Regions from separate parts of the Homo sapiens genome. Here region 2 is linked to region 1. The links are chromatin contacts, found by Hi-C in ENCODE. All regions are on one chromosome and are shown on one strand. The core of a region is the stretch at or near the end of the contact, and the rest is flanking DNA. Distances in the headings are between cores, read along the strand shown.

Region 1 (4,649 bases), core at 394-2,893:
GGAAAATGGTTTCACTCTATAAACCACTTCTTGTTTAGGGATATGTCAAAAACACAGTTAAAATTCATTCTCTTCTTTACAGTGAAAATTCCAGAACAGATGGAACACATCTTTTCCCACTTCAGAGCGCGAGGGGGGACGAGGAGAAGCATCCTCTGTGTCTCAGGAAGCTGCGTCATTAGTTCGGGGTCAGGATAAAGGGGAAGGATGAACGCATTTGTGTGTCAGGCTGCAGGGCACCCGCACGTGGAGAGAGTCTGCAGGCCCTCAGTCAATCACACCGATGTGAAAGCGAGGATGGAAGGGGAGGGAAATTACATTTACCTGTGTCCTGGCTGCAGCCACGATGGGTGCTGGGGAAAGTCAGGAGGACTCGGGATGAGAAAGAGGCAGTAACTCCCGGTGTGTTCTGTCTGGGGGACCCAAGAATGTCTGCACCATCACTTCTCGGTTCTCGCTGGATGTAGCGTGGGGCTCACTGGGGTCACACACCCTACGGGATTTTGAAGTTTCAAAGACCTCTGGGTTTTATTTGTCTCCTGACCTGCCCGTGTTCATCCAGGTGTTAATCTGCCACCATGCCCTGCCTTGCAGCGCAGGGAAGACCGCAAGGCCGCAGCACCCTACGCCCCGGACGACCCGCCGCACAGGTGTGAGGCCATCGCACCGCGAGGGAACGGTCACTAGGTGTCGCCGTCTTCCTCGGAATGGAAGCCACGTTTCTCCTGCACCGTTGAAATGGACTGGAACAAAATTTTCTAGACTTCAAGGAAACCATCCTTTCTAATAACAATGAGATGGTAATTAGTAGGGGAAGTGGCATAAAATTATTTCACCATTTAGTGAAACCATGATTCTAAACTACAGAAAAAACTGTCTTTTTTAAAGCTCATTCAGCCGGGTGCAAACCGCCTTGCTGGCGGGCGGCACCTGAAGGTGACCTGGCCTTGTCCCCCCCTCCATCCCCCCAGTTTCCTCTCTGTGGTGAACGTGGTTGGGGTTCACGTCTCACCCCCCATGCAGACCCCAGCAGATCCTGAGGGCAGCGTGTGGACCATGTCCGAAGGGTCCAGAGGAAGATCCCACATGTGTAGAATACAGACCCATGGCCCCTGGGAGAGTGAAGGACACGCAGATGATTGGCAGCGGCCACTTCTCACACAAGCAACCCCTCTCTGTTTTACTGATGAGAAAACAGAGGCTTAGAGCGATTGTGTAACTTTCCCACAGCCAAGTTCAAACTCAAAGTGGGTTTCAAAATTTAGGTTTGTCCGGCTCCGAGACCCGTGTTCTCTGCAGGGCACTTAGAGGACTCCTGTGCTGACCTCTCAGGCAGCCTTCTACGAAGGGACGCGGAGAATAACAGGAAGGATTTCCATTTCCTTTTTCTAGGAAAAAAACAAAAGGCAAGAGGTAGGAATTCAGAGCTAGAGTCGCTTTACAATTCGGTTCCATTGTCGAGACGGAGAGATTCCACGACCATGACAGAAAGTGAGACTATTTAGGATTTGCCAAATAGGATGTTTTCTGAACCAATCAACATAGAACGGAAATGAGTTGGGACAAATGGCAGTGCAGTGAGAGGAAAGGTGAGTCTTCCAGCAGCCCTGCCTCCCTCATCCTGGGAGGAAACGTCCGCAGAAGCCGGGCTCCCCTGTGCCTTCCCCAGCCCTGCCTCCAGGAAGCTCTCTGAGCATTTCCTACAGACCCTGCCCCATGCTCTTCTCCTGCCGGTTTTCTCCACGTGGTTTTCTCCATGTGCAGAAACGATGATTCGGGTCTGGCACAGTGGTTCATGCCTGTAATCCCAGCACTTTGGGAGGCCAAGGCAGGTGGATCACCTGAGGTCGAGAGTTCGAGACCAGCCTGACCAACATGGAGAAACCCGTCTCTACTAAAAATACAAAATTAGCCGGGCGTGGTGGTGCATGCCTGTAATCCCAGCTACTTGGGAGGCTTGAGGCAGGAGAATCGCTTGAACCCGGGAGGCAGAGGTTGTGGTGAGCTGAGATGGCACCACTGCACTCCAGCCTGAATAACAAGAGAGAAACTCTGTCTCAAGAAAAAAAAGATGATTCGGAGCTGCCTGGAACATGGAACAGCCCAGCGAGTCGCTGGCTGCAGTTCTCAGACCCAGGCTCTGCCGATCTCATCCCAGGCTGGAAGAGTTGCCACCAAGGCGTGTGGGTGCCATTTGCTGCAAAAGTTCTTATGGAGAACCATGACACATAACCGTGCCAGCTTCTCATGCCGGGAGACCGCAGCGCCTCTCCACACAAGTGGGGCCTTCCTTCTGCACTTTTATTCTGCAGTTGGGCTCCCGCTCCAGGGGGCTCCGTGTTTCTAAGAACCACAGCCCAGCATCATTAAAGAAGGCATTATTTTGTGTTTAGTAGAGCACTAAATTGGTGAAATATAGTTGTGATTCTGGTAGTGAATATCCCTGTTGCCACGGTAACGATATTATGTCATGGGAGGCTGTCTCGAGTGCTCCTGGGAGCAGCCAGGTCTCCGTGAGCTCCTGTTTACTCTAAAGACTCCGGCAGCCCACATGTGTGCACGCTGAATAAAATCGTGCTGCGGGACCACAGTGCGGGGAGGCACCGACTCTGTCATTCTGTCAACGCACCGCACAGTCACGAACATCAGCATTGACATGAAATGGACGGTTAGGGAGCTGCAAAGGACTCATGCTCCTCTATTGCACGAATTTGTCTTTTCATATTCAAAGTACTTGTAAGAGCTCCAAGTTCCACGTACTCAGCCACTAACCTCAGGCATCTGCACGGGAGACTTGGTACACAGGCTCACATGCATGCACGCACACAGGCACACGTACAAGCGCCCGTGTACACACAACAGTGTACACATGCGACACACATTCACACACATGTGCAGATGCACACACACAGATCAGTGTGAGGAAGAGTCAGGGGTTCATGGAACAGCCCCTGCTCTGCAAGCCATGTCTGGCCGTGTAGGGGAAAGAGACAAAACAACACGCTGGTTACCTTGGAAGAGGAAAGAAAGGGAGAGACCTGCAGGTGTTGGGCGCGACACAACCCAGAGCCACCCTCGTCAAGGGACCCTCTCCCTGCTCGATGCATTCCTCCCACCCGACATTCAGTGAACACAGGGAGGCTTAGTGTGAAGGACACCTGCAGTGTGTGTGTCTGTGTGTGTGAATGTGTGTGTGTCTGTGCACATGTGTGGTGTGTCTGTGTAAGTGTATGTGGTGTGTCACTGTGTGTTCTATGTGTGGTGTGTGTTTATGTGTCTGTGTAATGTGCATGTGTACTGTGTGTGTGGTGTGTCTCTGTGTGTGTGTCTTCGTAGTATATGTATGTGTTGTGTGTTTGTGCATGGTGTGTATGTGTCTGTGTGGTGTGTGTGTGTCTGTGTGTATGTGTCTCTGTGAATGGGTGTGTGTGCATATGTGGTATGTGTGGTGTGTGCAGCAGTGTGTGTGTGTGCACGCATATACACTGTGTGTGGTATGTGTGGTATGAGTGTGTGTGTGAAATGTGTGTGTCTGTGTGGTGTGTGATTGTGTGTGTCTGTGTGAATGTGTGTGTGCATATGTGGTGTGTGTGGTGTGTGAGTCTGTGTGTGTGTGGGGTGTGTATGTGTGGTTTGTGTGTTGTGTATGAGATGGAGAGAGGCAGGCCAAGGCGGGGAGATCGAGGAGGAGGAGGGGCTGGTGGGTCGGTGCTGCCAGCACGATGCTAGGAGTGACCCGGGCGTGTGGGAGGGGTCCTTTGCCACCTGGACCCCATCGCATGCCCTGAATCTCATTTTTGAACCCAAAGCTCAGAACGCTTCCTGGCTGTCTGCCCATCAGTTTCAGCCTTACCCTGAGCAGAAAGAGCTGCCGGGGTGGGGGGTGGGGGCGGGGGGGTTCTGCATTCTAATGGGGCGGGTTCTGCATTCTAATGGGGCGGGTTCTGCATTCTAATGGAGTGGGTACGGGTGACTTCAACAGTGAGTCTCAAGTTATTGTCTCTCTGGGAAAACACGCCCCCGTGACCTTCCCACCAGCACTGGGCACTCCAGGGGGTTTTGGGACAGGGCTTTCTGCAGGGTCTTGAGCAGCTGGCATCTCACCGACAGGTGTCTTCTGGAAACCTTCCGTGAAGACCTTCCCCTGAGGAAGCCAAGTCACCTGAGCTTTCTTCCTCATCGCTAAGTATAAACATCAGTGAAAAATAAGTGAATGTGGTAAGCTTTAAAACGGCAAACAAATGAGCCAGGCGTGCTGGCGCTCCTGTAATCCCAGCTGCTCAGGAGGCTGAGGCGGGGGAATCACTTGAACCTGGGAGGCAGAGGTTGCAGTGAGATCGCACCACTGTACTCCAGCCTGGCGACAGAGTGAGACTCCGTCTCAAAAAATAATAACAATAAATAGCAAACAGCAGAGAGCATCATCTTAAGGTTTTGAAAATACATACGTATTACTATTATGTTTAATACAGTCATACTAGGAGCACAGGTTAAATACTTCTGTGACTTCACAGGTATTCCCTGTCTCCCCTCCCAATGCCATTATGTGAACCAATAAAAGTGCAAATGGTTTCATCCCTGGTGGCCCCAGAGTCTCAAGAAGCTGAAAAAATTCCTAAGTTGCCTACAGGTTACAGTGATTGACGGAG
Region 2 (4,366 bases), core at 647-3,146, 320 kb after region 1:
CTAACATGCTGTCAATTTTTAAAATAAACCCCCATGTACTCACACATCATGAGACGGAGTTTCGCTCTTGTTGCCCAGGCTGGAGTGCAATGGTGCGATCTTGGCTCATCGCAGCCTCCACCTCCCGGGTTCAAGCGATTCTCCTGCCTCAGCCTCCCAAGTAGCCAGGATGACAGGCATGCACCACCACGCCTGGCTAATTTTGTATTTTTAGTAGAGACGGGGTTTCTCCATGTTGGTCAGGCTGGTCTCGAACTCCTGACCTCAGGTGATCCGCCTGCCTCAGCCTCCCAAAGTGCTGGGATTACAGGTGTGAGCCAGTGCGCCCGGCCTCCATCATGCAGTTTCAACAATTATGAACCCAGGCCAACTTGTCTCATCTAAAATCCCATGTAACCTCTTCCTCTCCCCGGGATTATTATGGAAATCTCAGACTTGAAATCATTTCATTTGTAAATACTTCAGTCTGTGTTTCTACAAAATAGTCCCTTTCTCTTTTAAAATATAACCACGATATGGCTAAAAAAATTAGCAATAACTAATTCTATAAAGTATGTACTTGAAGAGTGTTCAGATTGATTGTAAATGTATATATATGCATGTGTTTGTATATATGTGCCCATGTGTGTACACATATGTATAGACACGTTTGGCTTGTTTAAATCAGAATTCAACACATTTCAAACATTACATTTACTTGGACAAGTCTCTTAAATTTATTTTATATACAGGTTATCTCTCTCTCTTTTTTTAATTGCAATTAACCAGATTCCTTACCCTGTAGCATTTTCCACACTCTGAATTGAGTGACTGCACATACGTGGTATCTTCTTTCCCTTCTTGGTACCATGTGCGTTCCTGTGGACTGGTGACGAGATTTACATATGTGCTGTTTAACACACTTGCCACTAGTACGTGTGGCTGTTCAACACTTGAAATGTGGCTTCTGTAAAACTTTTAATATTAGTTAATTGAAATTAATGTAAATTTTAAAACACACTCTATTTGGTTGTTGGAAGATTTTCAAGTACGACTGGAGCAACTGCGGCTCACAAATCTAGTTTTTCAGCTGGAAATTTTACAAACTCTAAATACAGACTATTTCCAATGAGAAATCAGCAATGGAAGATGTACTGCTAATGCAAAATTTACACAAGATTTCAAAGATGTATGAAAAAATGTAAAATATCACATCAATACTTTTTACATCGATAACATTATGAAATTATATTTTTGGTACATTGGGATAAATAAAACATACGATTAATTTCAACAATTTCTTTTTACCTTTTTAACGTGGTTACTAGAAAATTTAAGATTCCTGTCTTAAATACTGTAAGATAGCTCACGTGATATTTCTGTTGAACAGCGCTAATGTAGAGGCTTAATTTGATTCGGATTTTTGTGGGGGAAAAAGGAGTTCACGGCGATGTGCGCCCCTCACCGTGTCACACTGGAGCCACAGAATTCCCCTTGTTTGCCTGCGGCGTTGTAACCATGGAGCCGCCGGCTCAGTGTTTCCACGCTCTCTCCCAGAATTCCCCTTGTTTGCCTGTGGCGTTGTAACGATGGAGCCGCCGGCTCAGTGTTTCCACGCTCTCTCCCAGAATTCCCCTTGTTTGCCTGCGGCGTTGTAACGATGGAGCCGCCGGCTCAGTGTTTCCACGCTCTCTCCCAGAATTCCCCTTGTTTGCCTGCGGCGTTGTAACCATGGAGCCGCGGCTCAGTGTTTCCACGCTCTCTCCCAGAATTCCCCTTGTTTGCCTGCGGCGTTGTAACGATGGAGCCGCCGGCTCAGTGTTTCCACGCTCTCTCCCAGAATTCCCCTTGTTTGCCTGCGGCGTTGTAACGATGGAGCCGCCGGCTCAGTGTTTCCACGCTCTCTCCCAGCTCCTCACCAGATGGGTTGGCAGCAATGATGATGATGACGCTCATCTTGCGTCATTCGAGATTGCCCAACTGGGATATTGTATCAGGTTGGTGCAAAAGTAATCACGGTTTTTCCACCAACCTAATAGTTCCGATTTCCTCTTGTATTGCCCAGATTTCATCTATAAAGACCATTCCTTCAACACTCATTTGTTCCCCCAAAGCACAGTTTCCACAAATAAAATGAGATAAATGCTTGTTTTATGCGCTACCTTCACTAGTTTTCAGAATAATTTATTCTTTAAAAAGGGTGAAATTTTTTTAAAAAAAACTTTATGTTTCTGTTCTGCCTTTATTCCCAGCATCAGTCTGACCTAATGGGTCCAACGTGTTGCCGTCAATTGTAGTTATCATTTGTTTGACGCTAAAATTGTCTCTATGTGGCCCCTGGAAAAACTTTTTAGTCGGCTTCTGATTCCTTCTGTCGTGACCGGAAGAACAGGAGGCTTTCTCACCTTCTGGAGCAAGAGGCTGGTCCAGGATCACTTTCTTCCCAGAGCCGGAATCAGCGTTTTCTGACTCCAAGGAGCACTGGCACCCTGTAATGGGAAGTGGTATTTAGAGATCACAATCCGAGTGCCTAGTGATCCTCACTGCTTCTGGGTGAGATGTTATTTCTGGGATTTTTCAGTACATACTGCTAAGAAATACTTTTTTTTTTTTTTTGCAAGAAAAAATACACCATAAAACATATTGATATGTATAATTCAAATTTATAATTATAGTTTTTTTTTAATTTTTTAACAAAGTTTTTATGTCACTCCTTTTCCTGTGCTAAAATTTTTAGTTTCTGAAGGCACAAACCTAATTATCGACTCTATCTAGAAATCTATAAACCCTTAAGATAACAATACCAGTATTATTACTGGTATTACAAACACGGAAAATAATTTAAAATGTCTCTGTATTCGTTTTGTCCACAATATGTATCCTGTTAGTGCCGTTCAGTTATGGTGTTAAAGTTACAAGACACAGTGTTTTACTTGTGGCTTAGCTACCACCTTGATACATAGCTACCGCCAATTATTTTCCTTTTCTTTTTCTTTTCTTTCTTTTTTTTTGAGACAGAGTCTTGCTCTTGTCACCCAGGCTGGAGTGCAATGGCATAATCTCAGCTCACTGCAACCTCTGCCTCCCCGGTTCAAGCGATTCTCCTGCCTCAGCCTCCTGAGTAGCTGGAATTACAGGCGCTCGCCACTGCATCCCGCTAATTTTTGTATTTTTAGTAGAGACGGGGTTTCACCATGTTGGCCAGGCTGGTCTCGAACTCCTGACCTTGTGATCCACCCACCTTGGCCTCCCAAAGTGCTGGGGTTACAGGCGTGAGCCATTGCACCCGTCCTTTCTTTGTTGTTTTTAATAGTTGGGAATTACTTTGTAAATTTTGGTTTAATTTTGTTTTATATAAAAATATGTATGGTTCCACAATCAAATCTATAAAACAAGACATAATCAGGGAAGCCTAACTTTCTTACCCCTCACCCGTTCCTTCTTTCCACTCTAGTATTTTTTAATTTTAAATGTTTGGTTTGTCTTCCAGTTTTAGCGGGTGGCTTGTCTTGTTTCTGATGTTGGCAGAGAAGTTTCCCGTTAATTAAGAGGCGGACTTAGACTGTGGATTCCTGACATTTTTAAGGCTTACCTCTCAAGCTGCAATTCTGTCTTCAACCCAATAGGTTGTCTAAACAAGGTTGCTTGACTCATCAACCTGTTTAAGGGCCATTTTAGGCGTTTTATCCCTTTCTTTCTGCCATGTGGCAAGAATTGAAACAAGGAGACTCCAGGACACATGAGGAGCAATGCTTGAGTACCTCTTGGCTTCAACCCCTTTCAAGTTCTGAACACATGTTAATCACAACATCCCATTCTTGAAATCCCTAAGAGACAGGTGTGCGAGCTTAGTGGACACATGGGTTGACTTTCTCAGAAACTCACTCTTCAGAGTGAAGATCACACGAATGTTCCTGAGTCAGGGTCCCTCTACTCCTTTTAATAATGGGAGAGCCTCTTAGAAAATATCCTTTTATCACGTCAGGAGTTTACAGGACGAAGGCAGTGGCACAAGATAAGTCAACACTGCAGGGCCGCATGGGGACTGACCCGGGAGAAGAGTGAAGAGGTCCCGGGAGTGGCCACATTGCACGGGCAGAACTGGGAAGAGCCAGCTCTGTGGGGCTCCTGCACAGAGGGCTCAACGTCCATAACCCCCTTTAATTTTTACAAGACACACAGCACCTTGAGAAGCTTTCAGGATTATCCCCCCTTTTTTGATAGATGCAAAACTGAAACTGATGTTTAAAAACCTTGTGTTCAACAACACCCTGTAGAGAGGAGTGCTGTGAAATCATTACCAAATGGCCATGTCACTGCCACTGATGGAGGGACACCATGAGTGTTGCGTGTGGACTGAAACACCCAGAGGGACACCTTAGTTAAT

The links. A loop is a pair of places that touch in the nucleus more often than their neighbours do. Pooled maps may share reads with other maps.
Region 2: a map of A673 shows a loop between it and region 1 (4-fold over the local background). The contact joins two enhancer-like sites. A Hi-C loop is called at or near these places in 3 of 168 maps with a recorded cell type or tissue (A673, PC-3 and ascending aorta) and 3 of 50 pooled maps.

What each region holds. Positions count from the first base shown.
Region 1 is chr10:3,239,115-3,243,763 of GRCh38, forward strand. The region is part of intron 2 of LINC02668 (long intergenic non-protein coding RNA 2668); the gene reads right to left. Among named protein-coding and RNA genes, the nearest start is that of LINC02668, 16 kb to the right of the region's middle. Within about 2 kb of position 1,644, at least 5 of the 41 ENCODE cell types and tissues checked have a DNase peak (open chromatin) inside an H3K27ac peak, as active enhancers do.
Region 2 is chr10:3,554,860-3,559,225 of GRCh38, forward strand. The region is part of intron 1 of LOC105376360 (a long non-coding RNA gene); the gene reads left to right. Among named protein-coding and RNA genes, the nearest start is that of LINC02669, 54 kb to the left of the region's middle. Within about 2 kb of position 1,897, at least 2 of the 41 ENCODE cell types and tissues checked have a DNase peak (open chromatin) inside an H3K27ac peak, as active enhancers do.